Linked DNA regions of Homo sapiens: region 1 is linked to region 2. Evidence: read pairs that join two places in POLR2A ChIA-PET (ENCODE). Cell type or tissue: A673. All regions are shown on one strand. Links, peaks and the distances in the headings refer to the core of each region. The heading gives the core; the rest is flanking DNA. Region 1 overlaps LOC105370644 (a long non-coding RNA gene). Region 2 overlaps CLMN (calmin).

Region 1 (5,376 bases), core at 70-5,069, 510 kb after region 2:
TCTCCAGCTTACCAACTGTAGATCTTGGGACTTCTCAGCCTCTGGACGCATGTGAACTGATTCCTCATAATATTTACACACATATATGTCCTGTTCTGTTTCTCTGGAGAACCCTGACTAATATGTCCATAGAAGGAGATGGTGTCTCCAGTATCAATTAGAGGAACATGTGCTTCTCAGGTGACACCTGACTCCCTGTGCTCCATGATTGCGGTTTACAAAGCGTATCCATGGACATGAAGTTTAATTTACACAAAAAGCTTAGGAAGAAGGAATTGGTATTCTCACATTTACAGATGGGGACATTGAGGCCCAGAAAGCTAAGTTACTTGCCCCTGACTGCATCCATTTTCTAACTCCAGTTCTTTCTGTGCTCTCTTATGGGGTGTGAGCTGGATTCATTGTCTTCCTCACGTGTGGCAGAGCCTCTGGGGAACACAGCCACATCAAGGGTCTTGGTTCAAAAACTGTCCCAAGATGTAGAAGTCTGGTTTTGTACCTGATCCAATGGACGCAGTTCAGCAGGATAGAAAGTTAGGAAACAGTAACCAGAAGGTTGTGGACTGGCTTCAGGGATGCAAAGGTCCTGGGTGACAACATGGCTCAGGATGCAGCTGAACTTGGCTGCTGAGCTAGAGGAGAGTGAAGATCATTCAGCATGGTAGACATGCAAGAGACTGTGGTAGGAAGGGAGAAAGAAATAGGGAATGGTAGGGATGGTAGTGAACAAGAGGGCATGCATGCTCAAAGACATCTTGCCGAGACCAGCTCAGTCCGCATTAGGGAGAGACCCTAACGCAGCGGCGCTAGAGGAATTAAAGACACACACACAGAAGTATAGAGGTGTGATGTGGGAAATCAGGGGTCTCACAGCCTTCAGAGCTGAGAGCCCCGAACAGAGATTTCCCCACATATTTATTAACAGCAAACCAGTCATTAGCATTGTGTCTATAGATATTAAATTAACTAAAAGTATCCCTTAAGGGAAACGAAGGGATGGGCCGAATTAATTGCAGCAGGAGCATGTCCTTAAGACACAGATCACTCAGGCTTTTGTTTGTGGCTTAAGAATGCCTTTCAGCGGTTTTCCACCCTGGGTGGGCCAGATGTTCCTTGCCCTCATTCCCGTAAACCCACAACCTTCCAGCCTGAGCGTTATGGCCATTATGGACATGTTGCATTGCTGCAGAGATTTTATTTATGGCCAGTTTTGGGGCCAGTTTATGGCCAGACTTTGGGGAGCTTGCTCCCAACAACATCCACCTTATTTTATGGAATGAATGCTTGTGTATTAGTCTGTTTTTATACTGCAATAAAAAACTTCTCTGAGACTGGGTAATTTATAAAGAAAGGAGGTTTAATTGACTCAGTTCTGCATGATTGGGGAGGCCTCCAGAAACTTACAATCACAGAGGCAGGTGAAGGAGAAGCAAGTATCTCCTTCACAAGGCAGCAGGAAAGAGAGAGGGAGTGAAGGGGGAAGAGCCTCTAATAAAACCATCAGATCTCATGAGAACTCACTCACTATCACGAGAATAGCATGGAGAAACTGCCCCCATGATCCAGTCACCTCCCACCAGGTCCCTCCCTCGACACGTGGGGAGTGTGGGGATTACAATTCGAGATGAGATTTGGGTGTGGATGCAGAGCCAAACCATATCAGCTTGCATCCCCCCAGAATTCACAGGGCAAAGCCCTGGCCCCCAGTGTGTCTCTATTTGGAAATAGATCCTCTAAGGAAGTAATTAAGGTTAAACAAGGTCATGGGTTGGGGGCCCTAATCTAATAGGATTAGTATCTTTATAAGAAGAGACAGAGCTCATTTATTTTCCCTGTCTCTCTCTCTCTCTCTCTCTCTCTCTCTCTCTCTCTCTCTCTCTCTCTCCCTCCCCCTCCCTCTCCCTCTCCCTCTCCCTCTCCTATTCCTGCGTCCCCTGCATGCACACAGAGAAAAGGCCATGTGAGGACACAGCAAGAAGATGGCCATCTGCAAACTAGAGAGAGCACCCTCAGCAGAAACCAATCCTACTGTCACCCTGGCCTCAGACTTACATCCTCCAGGACTATGAGAAAATAAATCTCTTGCTTAAGCCACTCAATCTGGACTATTTTGTTATGGCAGCCTGAGCTGGCTAATACACATTCCTATTTAAAAACAAATAAATAATGTGTGCAGGGCTGATTCAGCCAGTGGCAGGTTTGCAGCCTGTAATACTCAAAGGCATTCATAGTGCAGCGTTCAGGTGCCAGAGTGCTCTGTAAATAAAGAAGAATGTCTGGGGTTTTGGAGACAACGGCAGGAAGGAACAGCATAGGACTATCTGGCCTGAGGATGTGATCCTGAAAGAACGGGCTTTGTATGTGAAGCTGAAGAAATAATGGTCTAGGAGGAGCAGTGGGGATTAAGAAGAATTTCAGCCTGTGTCTGTCCCTCATGTGAGAAGAAGCCTGTCAGGAAGTGGCACCCTTGGAAGACAGCCAAGCCTCAGCAGGGAGGATGAAGAGAGCTGAATGAGAGGTTCAGGATAGAGAGGTGATATGGTTTGGCTGTGTCCCCACCCAAATCTCATCTTGAATTGTAGCTCCCACAATTCCCACGTGTTGTGGGAGGGACCTGGTGGGAGATCATTGAATCATGGGGCCAGTTTCCCCCATACTGTTCTCGTGGTAGTGAATAAGGCTCATGAGATCTGATGGGTTTATAAGGGGTTTCCACTTTTGTTTGGCTCTCACTCTCTCTTGTCTGCCACCTTGTAAGCTGTGCCTTTCATCTTCCACCAGGATTGTGAGTCTTCCCCAGCCACGTGGAACTGTGAGTCCATTAAACCTCTTTTTCTTTATAAATTACCCAGTTTCAGATATGTCTTTATTAGCAGCATGAGAGCAGAGGGCATTCCTGCTCTACAGCTGGGATTCTGGAATGCACAGTGGGGAAGGGGGCAGGTAGGAGAGCAGAGGAAATTTGGGTCAGGGAGCAACATGAGGTGGTAGAAAAAACTGGGTGCCTGGAGGGGTTTCCACTGGGGATGGTGACCAAGCAGGCAGGGCTGAGAGGCATGGAGAACTGACCTGAGCCCGCGGTGAGTAGGTGATCCTACACCAGGGAGGGGCAGCTTCTCCTCCTCCACTTCTGGAACAGCAATCAGATAGAAGGCCACATTAGGGTCTGGGCCAGGATGGTGTAGGAGGTGGCAGAGTGAACCCAGTGGCAATGCAGGCCTCAAATCCCATCTCTGTAGCACCGATCAGACTCAGGAAGGCCTACGGCTGTGATGGGTCAGGCGTCTGGAGAAAGCAACTCGATTCTAAGGTGCCACCTGGTCTGGGTGAAAGAGAGCAGGTCTGGGTTGGGGAGAGGCAGACTGGAGAGTGGGGCTTGCAGAAGGCAGAGCCCTGATGAACCAGCACCCGAATGAATGGATTCCAGAAAAGAGCTCTAGTTTTATTATTGCTGTCAGTGATTTCCATTTTCATATGTTAATCCCCAATTATGAAACACTTAAAACACACATAGAAAAGTAATTTAATAGCATATTCTCTTTGTCGAAAAACGTTGCAGATGTTATAAAACCTTTGCCTCCGTCTCCCCAGAGGTTGCCTCTGTATCGAAGTTGGCATACAGTCTTCCTGCCCAGACTTTCATGGTTTAAGGATAAATACCTAAACAATTTACAGCACTGTCTTACGTATTTTTAAATGCACGTACATAGTTTCAAACTGCATATACCCTTATAAGTTTTTAAAATCAATGTGCACATACAAATAACCACTGGCAGGCCCAGGGTTTTTTTTTTTTTGAGACGGATTCTCGCTCTGTCGCCCAGGCTGGAGTGCAGTGGCGCTATCTTGGCTCACTGCAAGCTCTGCCTCCCGGGTTCATGCCATTCTCCTGCCTCAGTCTCTCGAGTAGCTGGGACTGCAGGCGCCCGCCACCACGCCCGGCTAATTTTTTTTTTTTTGTATTTTTAATAGAGGCAGGGTTTCACCATGTTAGCCAGGATGGTCTCGATTTCCTGACCTCATGATCCGCCTGCCTCGGCCTCCCAAAGTGCTGGGATTACAGGCGTGAGCCACCGCACCCGGCCACCCAGGGGGTTTTATAGGTGAATGTTTACAGTATTGCAAGGACTAGGAAATCCCTCATTGATACCAGTCCTGCCAGTCTTGTCAATATAACATCGAGACCTGAGCAGTCTCCCAGGCTGTCCCCTTTGACATTAGAGATGTCTCCAATTACTGAAAAAGCAACGCTCAAGACCTGTCCCAACACAATCGCATTAGGTTAGTACGATTCCTGACTCGAGATCATTATCTAAGCTGTTTCCTCTTCCAGGAACACTTTTTCTGCCATCTGTATCTGGTGAACTTGCCTGTGAAGGACTGTGTCCCTTTCTCATAAATCTCCCTGTCTCCTCTGCTCTTGCCTCATGAGCAAAACGGAACCCTCCTGGGCATGGGGCTCCTGGGATGAGGAATAGAGAGCATTTCTTTCTGGGTTCTTTCCTTGGCATTACCAGGAGAACGTAGGTTCCACAAAGGCCACAGTGGTCCCATTTTCTGAAGGTCAGGGACAACTCCAGGAAAGTGTCTGACTTCGAGTTCTGCCTTTGGACACTTTGTTAGACACTTTGTTAACTGCAGAGTGCCTCAGCGGGACACCCGTCCAAGGTGAGTGGCATCTTCCCTTCTTAATTGCTTCCTGCAGGCTTTTCTTAACTAGGGCTGCAGACAGATACAGACAACAGCTTCTTGACACCGCATCAGACCCACTGAAGTAGTGGGTGACAGACAGACCCAGTTAGATCATGGTATTTTTAGACCCCAGCTTGCTGGAAACCTTTCCCCCTCAACCCCCAGTTGTGATGTGTTTCTGATAACCTCTGTTCACGCTGAAGGACTAAAGTGTCTATATCTGTGTGTGGAAAAAACAGAACATTGAACCCAAAGGAAGTTTCTAGGCCATCTTCTTCCACTCTCAGACATCTCAGGTGAGAAAACTGAGCTCAGAGAGGCCTCCTCCCACCAGCCACCTTCCATCCCAATTGCCTGCTTGGTCAACAGAGTGATCTTTCAAAATACAACACTGGCCCTGTCAGCTCCCTGCTTAAAATCCTTCAAAAGTTCTCTTTTGCCATCTGGATGAAGTAGGGCCTCTGCTCTCAGTACAAAAGGCCCTTATCTGGTCCGTGCATGAATACTTTGCACACTAACTGCCCTTAGTGCACTTCTTCAAGCAAGACGCACGCCTCCAAGCCTCCCTGCGTTTGCTCTTGCTGGTCCTCCTGCCAGGGACTCCATCCCTGCACCTGTTCATTCACCCATCCTTTCAGACAAAGCTTGAAGGCCACCTCTTCCTAGAGCTGTTTCCTGACCGCA
Region 2 (5,315 bases), core at 316-5,315:
GGTGTGTGGTTGTGTGTGGAGGGTGTGTTTGTGTGTGGTATGTGTATGTATCTGTGGTGTGTGTGTGGTATGTGTATGTATCTGTGGTGTGTGTGTGGAGGGTGTGTATGTGTGGTGTGGTTGTATGTGGAAGGTGTGTTTGTGTGTGGTATGTGTATGTATCTGTGGTGTGTGTGTGGTATGTGTATGTATCTGTGGTGTGTGTGTGGAGGGTGTGTGTGTATGTGGAGGATATGTGTATATGTGTGGTTTGTGAGTGAATGGAGTATGTGTTTGTGTGTATGGTGTGTGGTGTGTGTGCGTGGAGAGTGTGTTTGTATGTATGTGTGATATGTGTTGTGTGTGTTTGTGTGGTGTGGTGTGTGGAGAATGTGTTTGTATGTATGTGTGATATGTGTTGTGTGTTTATGTGTGCTGTGGTGTGCTATGTGCATCTGTGTGTGTGAAGTGGGGTGTGCACTCAGGGAGTTGGTGCTGCATGGCAGGCTGGAGCGGAGAGCTGTGCCGGCCAGCAGGGCTAGGAAAGCAGTGGGCCGGCCTCCTAGTGTCAGAGGTATAGACAACCACTGCTCTTCCCCAATGTCAGTGGGAATGGAGGGGTAAACACATATGTTTGGTTGGGAGATGCGACAGAGCTGACAGCAGGCTGGACCCTGGCCGTCCACTGGCTCCCCACTCACCAGGCCTGACCTTGGGCACCAGAACGGAGAAGGAAATGTGCGTGGACAAACCTCCGGGTTACCAGAATGTGCACTTTATGAGGACACGGAGGAAACCCCCACCCACCTCTTCCTGGGCCCCTCCTGGAGTTTCAAGAAACATCTGGGAGGAAACGAGACAGGCTGTAGTTCCCACAGAGCTGCTGGGAGCAGGCCAGGGAAACGAGATCTTGATCTGTTTGGGAATCCTGTTTTTGTGCCTGGTTGGGGGCTAGGAGAGGAGATCACTTGCACAGGGCCCACCCCCACCCCCAGGTGGGACCAGCACAGGGCAGATACCTGTTCTGAACTATGGGCATCTGCTGTTGAGTTCACTGAGCACAAAAGTAATGACATGCAAACTCAAAACCATGGCATGCATAACCCCTCAAAGGTTCTTCTTCACTCAGGACTCTTCAGCATTAAAATGCATGGCCAGCTGCACCTGCGTTTCCTCTCCCCACACCCACCTGGACGGCTATTCCCTTGCGCTTGGTGGCTCCTGAATATGCCTGCTTGCCTGGGGCTCCAGGCCTTTGCACACGCTGTTCCTGCTGTCTGGCACTCTCTCCCTGCACTTCTCCACCTGCTCGTCAAATTCCTCTGGCTGCCCTCCCTAAGATAGGGGTGGCACTTCCTTTCCACTCCCTGCTATTGCAGCACCCACGACTCTGCATCCTCCTGTGGGCATCTGGCACATGGCAGGTGTTCAGTAAGCATATCATTCATTCATTCATTCTGTCCTGCATATTGGTTCACTAGAAGAATGGATCAAAAAGCCAGGCGCAGTGGCTCACGCCTGTAATCCCAGCACTTTGGGAGGCCGAGGCAGGCAGATCACGAGGTCAGGAGATCGAGACCATCCTGGCTAACACGGTGAAACCCCATCTCTACTAAAAATACAAAAAAATTAGCTGGGCGAGGTGGCGGGCGCCTGTAGTCGCAGCTACTCGGGAGGCTGAGGCAGGAGAATGGTGTGAACCCAGAAAGCGGAGCTTTCAGTGAGCCGAGATGGCGCCACTGCACTCCAGCCTGGGCAACAGAGCCAGACTCTGTCTAAAAAAAAAAAAAAGAATGGATCCAACAAACAAATTACTGAATAAAATGTTTGTTGAAAGAATCAAGCACTTACAATATTGCCTGCTATGAGTGGAGACGTTATCTTAGACACATCCTTAGTCTTCAGGGAGCTTGTGATTTTGACACACAATAACAGAAGGCTTGTGGGAAGTGTGACTAATATCTTACAGTCCATGTCAAATGTGAAATCAATGGTAAACACAATACATATTGTGGGGTGAGTTGGTGTGGGTGGGAAACGATCCTTGGAGGCTGGTGTGACCATGGGAGGCTTCCTGGTGGAAGTGTCTTTGACTCAGGTATTGAGTGACTACACAACCCAGTTTATCTCCATTGTCCAAATGAAATACAGTTGATTCTCATCATTCACAGTATGATATTCTATGAAGTTGTGGTCAACCCTGACTTGTGAATACTGAATCATTGTTTTTGTGGAAATACAGTATTAGGTTCCTGCAAACCTCTGGTTACAAATTTTTTCCAACCAACCAATACATACCCTTGACTCTTGTTTCATGTGTGTTTCTGTCTAAGGAGACTTTATTGAATATGCATTGATGACTCACTAACACTGAACTCATGGCCAACAGCGCTGTAACTCATCCCTGAACGAAGCTTACTGAACACATGTATTTTCTCCGCAAGGAACGTCAGAGCCTTTCTGCACTTCCGGACTCTGACTGGGGGCTGTTTTAAACGGCAAGATCACCGAGAGAAAGCACACAAATGCAAAAAAAAAAAAAAAAGTGGCACTAAGTAAGCTGTGGAAAGGACACTTATTTATAGTTTGAGAGCTGAAGCAGAAGGCCGAGGCCCATTGCCTCGTTTCACCTCCGCTGGGAACGTGCGCGTCTGGCTGCTCAGACTTTATGCCGCTTTGCGCACCTCCGTGAAAGACGAGCACTGATTGTGGAGACACAAATACATTTCAGAGAGTGGGTGAATTCCCGGATTCTGTCTTTGTAAACTGGTCTACTCTCTAAAATGGATTTGTAGCTACAAATGTCATGTTACTGCCATGGTTTTTGCATTTTTGTAGTTTCTCCTGGGCATCTTGCTATCTAAAACGGCCCTCAGGTATAGTGCTGAAGTGCAGAAAGGCTGCAATATTCCCTGCAGAGAAAATACACTTATCAGGGAATGGAATGGAATGAGCAGTCACTCTCAGCAGTGAGAGTCACCAGTTTTAGAGGACCTGTGCCTCTGCATTGCGACCTGGAGACCACACAACTGCTGTCGGGAAGGATGGCTCTTCCAAGCCTGGCCTTCCCAAGATGCCCACAGGTCCACCCGCTCCTCTCATCTGCCCATTGGGCAGTTATGCCCCAGATGACATGGGGATCCCCACAGCCCATGCCCCCCTGCAGCAAGAACCTGGAAGTCATCACTGGCTTCTGCGTCCCTGGCCTCTATGAGTATCCATCAGCCTCACTCAGAGGGAATGAGTCCTGACAACCTGCGAGCAGCTTTGTCCCCCAGATGCCTGTCCTGGAAATTTTTCCTCCAAGCGGCAGCTTGGCTCTGGGCTCAGGAGGGCCCGCATCAAAGGCCTGGCTGTGCCTGGCTGACAGGCGCTGGGGCTGGGCCAGCGTCCACGCCTGTATTCCCAAATGCTCCCAAACATCCTGGCAAATCAATCTGAACTCTCCACGTGTCTCCCCACATCGTTTGGACAGCCAGCAACCCGATGTCATCACCTGTTCAAAAGCATTAAAGCTATTCTCAGAGCTGGGCTCCAGGGGACTCTCACTGAGCTGATGTTTTCTCAGAGCCCTGTACCTGCGCTGGGGTTCACTGAGTTTTTGGCCTGGCTACTGAAAACCACTCTGCCAGCTGTTCTGTTCAACAGAAGAACAACAAAATAAATACATTCCCAGTGACCAGAGGACAACTCAGCAAGCAGCGACCTGAAAAATAATCTAGAACAAGCAAAGAGTCAACCAAAAGATATCCACGTGACATTTATGAAATGCCTAATAAAAATAGCTACCACTTCTGCAGCACTTGTTATGTGTCAGGCAGGCACTGTGCTTAGGGCTTTAGAGACAGTATCGTATCCAATCTTGGTAAGTTCAAGGTAGGGCCTACTCTTTTTCCCATTTCATTTATTTATTTATTTTTGAGACAGGATCTTACTCTATTGTCCAGGCTGGAGTATAGTGGTGTGATCATGGCTCACTGCAGCCTCATCCTCTCCAGGCTCAAGTGATCCTTCCACCTCAGCCTTCCGAGTAGCTGGGACTACAGGTATGTGCCACCATGCCCGGCTAATTTTTGTATTTTTTCTAGAAACAGGGTCTCCCTATGTTGCCCAGTCTGGTCTCAAACTCCTGGATTCAAGCAATCCTCCTGCCTTGACCTCCAAAGTACTGGGGTTTCAGGCATGAGCTACTGTGCCCAGCCTCCCCATTTTCTGGATGAGAAAGTTGGCCTCAGAGAGTCAAGTCATGTGTCCAAGGCCACGCAGCTTGTTCTTCTGGGAGGTAGGAGCAAAACTAGGCCATGGTCTCAGAGCACAGCTCTTAACCACCCTGCAGTGACAGTGGCTCCCAGGCTCAGCCTGTGCCACCCAAACCAACTGCCCAGCGCATATGTGGCTCCCTGTATTAGTCTGTTCTCATGCTGCTAATAAAGACATACCCGAGACTGGCTAATTTATAAAGGAAATAAGTTTAATTGACTCACAGTTCAGTATGGCGGAGGAGGCCTCAGGAAACTTACAATCATGGTGGAAGGTGAAGGAGAAGCAAATACGTCCTCTTCACGTGGCAGCAGCAAGGAGAAGTGCCAAACAAAGGGGAAAAGACCCCTTATAAAACCATCAGATCTCATGATAACTCTCTCACTATCAGGAGAACAGCATGGGGGTAACTGCTCCCATGATTCAATTACCTCCCGCCAGGTTGGTCCCATGGCACGTGGGGATTATGGGAACTACAATTCAAGATGAGATCTGGGTGGGGACACAGCCAAACCCTATTACCCACTGGGGTCTGGCACCTACAAGCCTGAAAGATCCAGACACTGATGAGGGAATGAAGTAGCCACATCCACCTAGCAAAAGGGTTCCGGTGTGACCCAGGAAAAGGAGCGGGAGGCATCTGCCCACTTCACCTCAATGCAGGAGTTTGGCAATGGAGCCCTAAACGTTACTTGGAATATGAATTCACAGGTAGCATAACTGGATGTTCCAGCTGGAAGGGCATGAGACAGGCTTTGCAGAGCCTAGAGCAGCCAAAGAGATGAGGTGGGGGTGGCTGGGAGAAGAAAGGAAACCTCGGATACATTTTGTAAGTTGTGCCTCAATTTTCTGGAAAATGGGGATAATGGCAGTGCCCACCTTGGGGGGTTGTTGTGAGGATTAAATGAGTTAGTGCCTGTGAAGAACTCACACAAGTGACTGGCACAGCAAATGCCCAGTGAGTGTCGGTTATGGTCATTGTCACTAGTATCATCATGACCTCAGACCCTCTGAGTCCGGATTCATGACCACCATTCCCAACTTGGTATTCAACACACCTACCTTATTACTTTGCA

The links. Peaks named below come from ENCODE experiments on the same cell type or tissue, not always from the same donor. Only the 100,000 strongest peaks of a DNase experiment are listed, where the experiment ranks them.
Region 1: POLR2A ChIA-PET joins it to region 2 with 18 read pairs; 2 of 35 experiments call an interaction of 5 or more read pairs at or near these places.

The regions. Positions count from the first base shown.
Region 1 is chr14:95,768,531-95,773,906 of GRCh38, forward strand. LOC105370644 (a long non-coding RNA gene) reads right to left here. Exons shown (of 3, transcript XR_944178.2): 3 at 3,041-3,322. Among named protein-coding and RNA genes, the nearest start is that of TCL1A, 57 kb to the left of the region's middle. RefSeq lists a silencer at 2,387-2,570. In A673, for the core only: no CTCF peak of the experiment used is centred there; a DNase peak (open chromatin) is centred at 2,451.
Region 2 is chr14:95,258,685-95,263,999 of GRCh38, forward strand. The region is part of intron 1 of CLMN (calmin); the gene reads right to left. Among named protein-coding and RNA genes, the nearest start is that of CLMN, 59 kb to the right of the region's middle. RefSeq lists enhancers at 63-734, 716-785, 735-1,405, 2,607-3,233. In A673, for the core only: no CTCF peak of the experiment used is centred there; DNase peaks (open chromatin) are centred at 817 and 2,397; H3K4me3 peaks cover 1,200 bases; H3K27ac peaks cover 4,280 bases.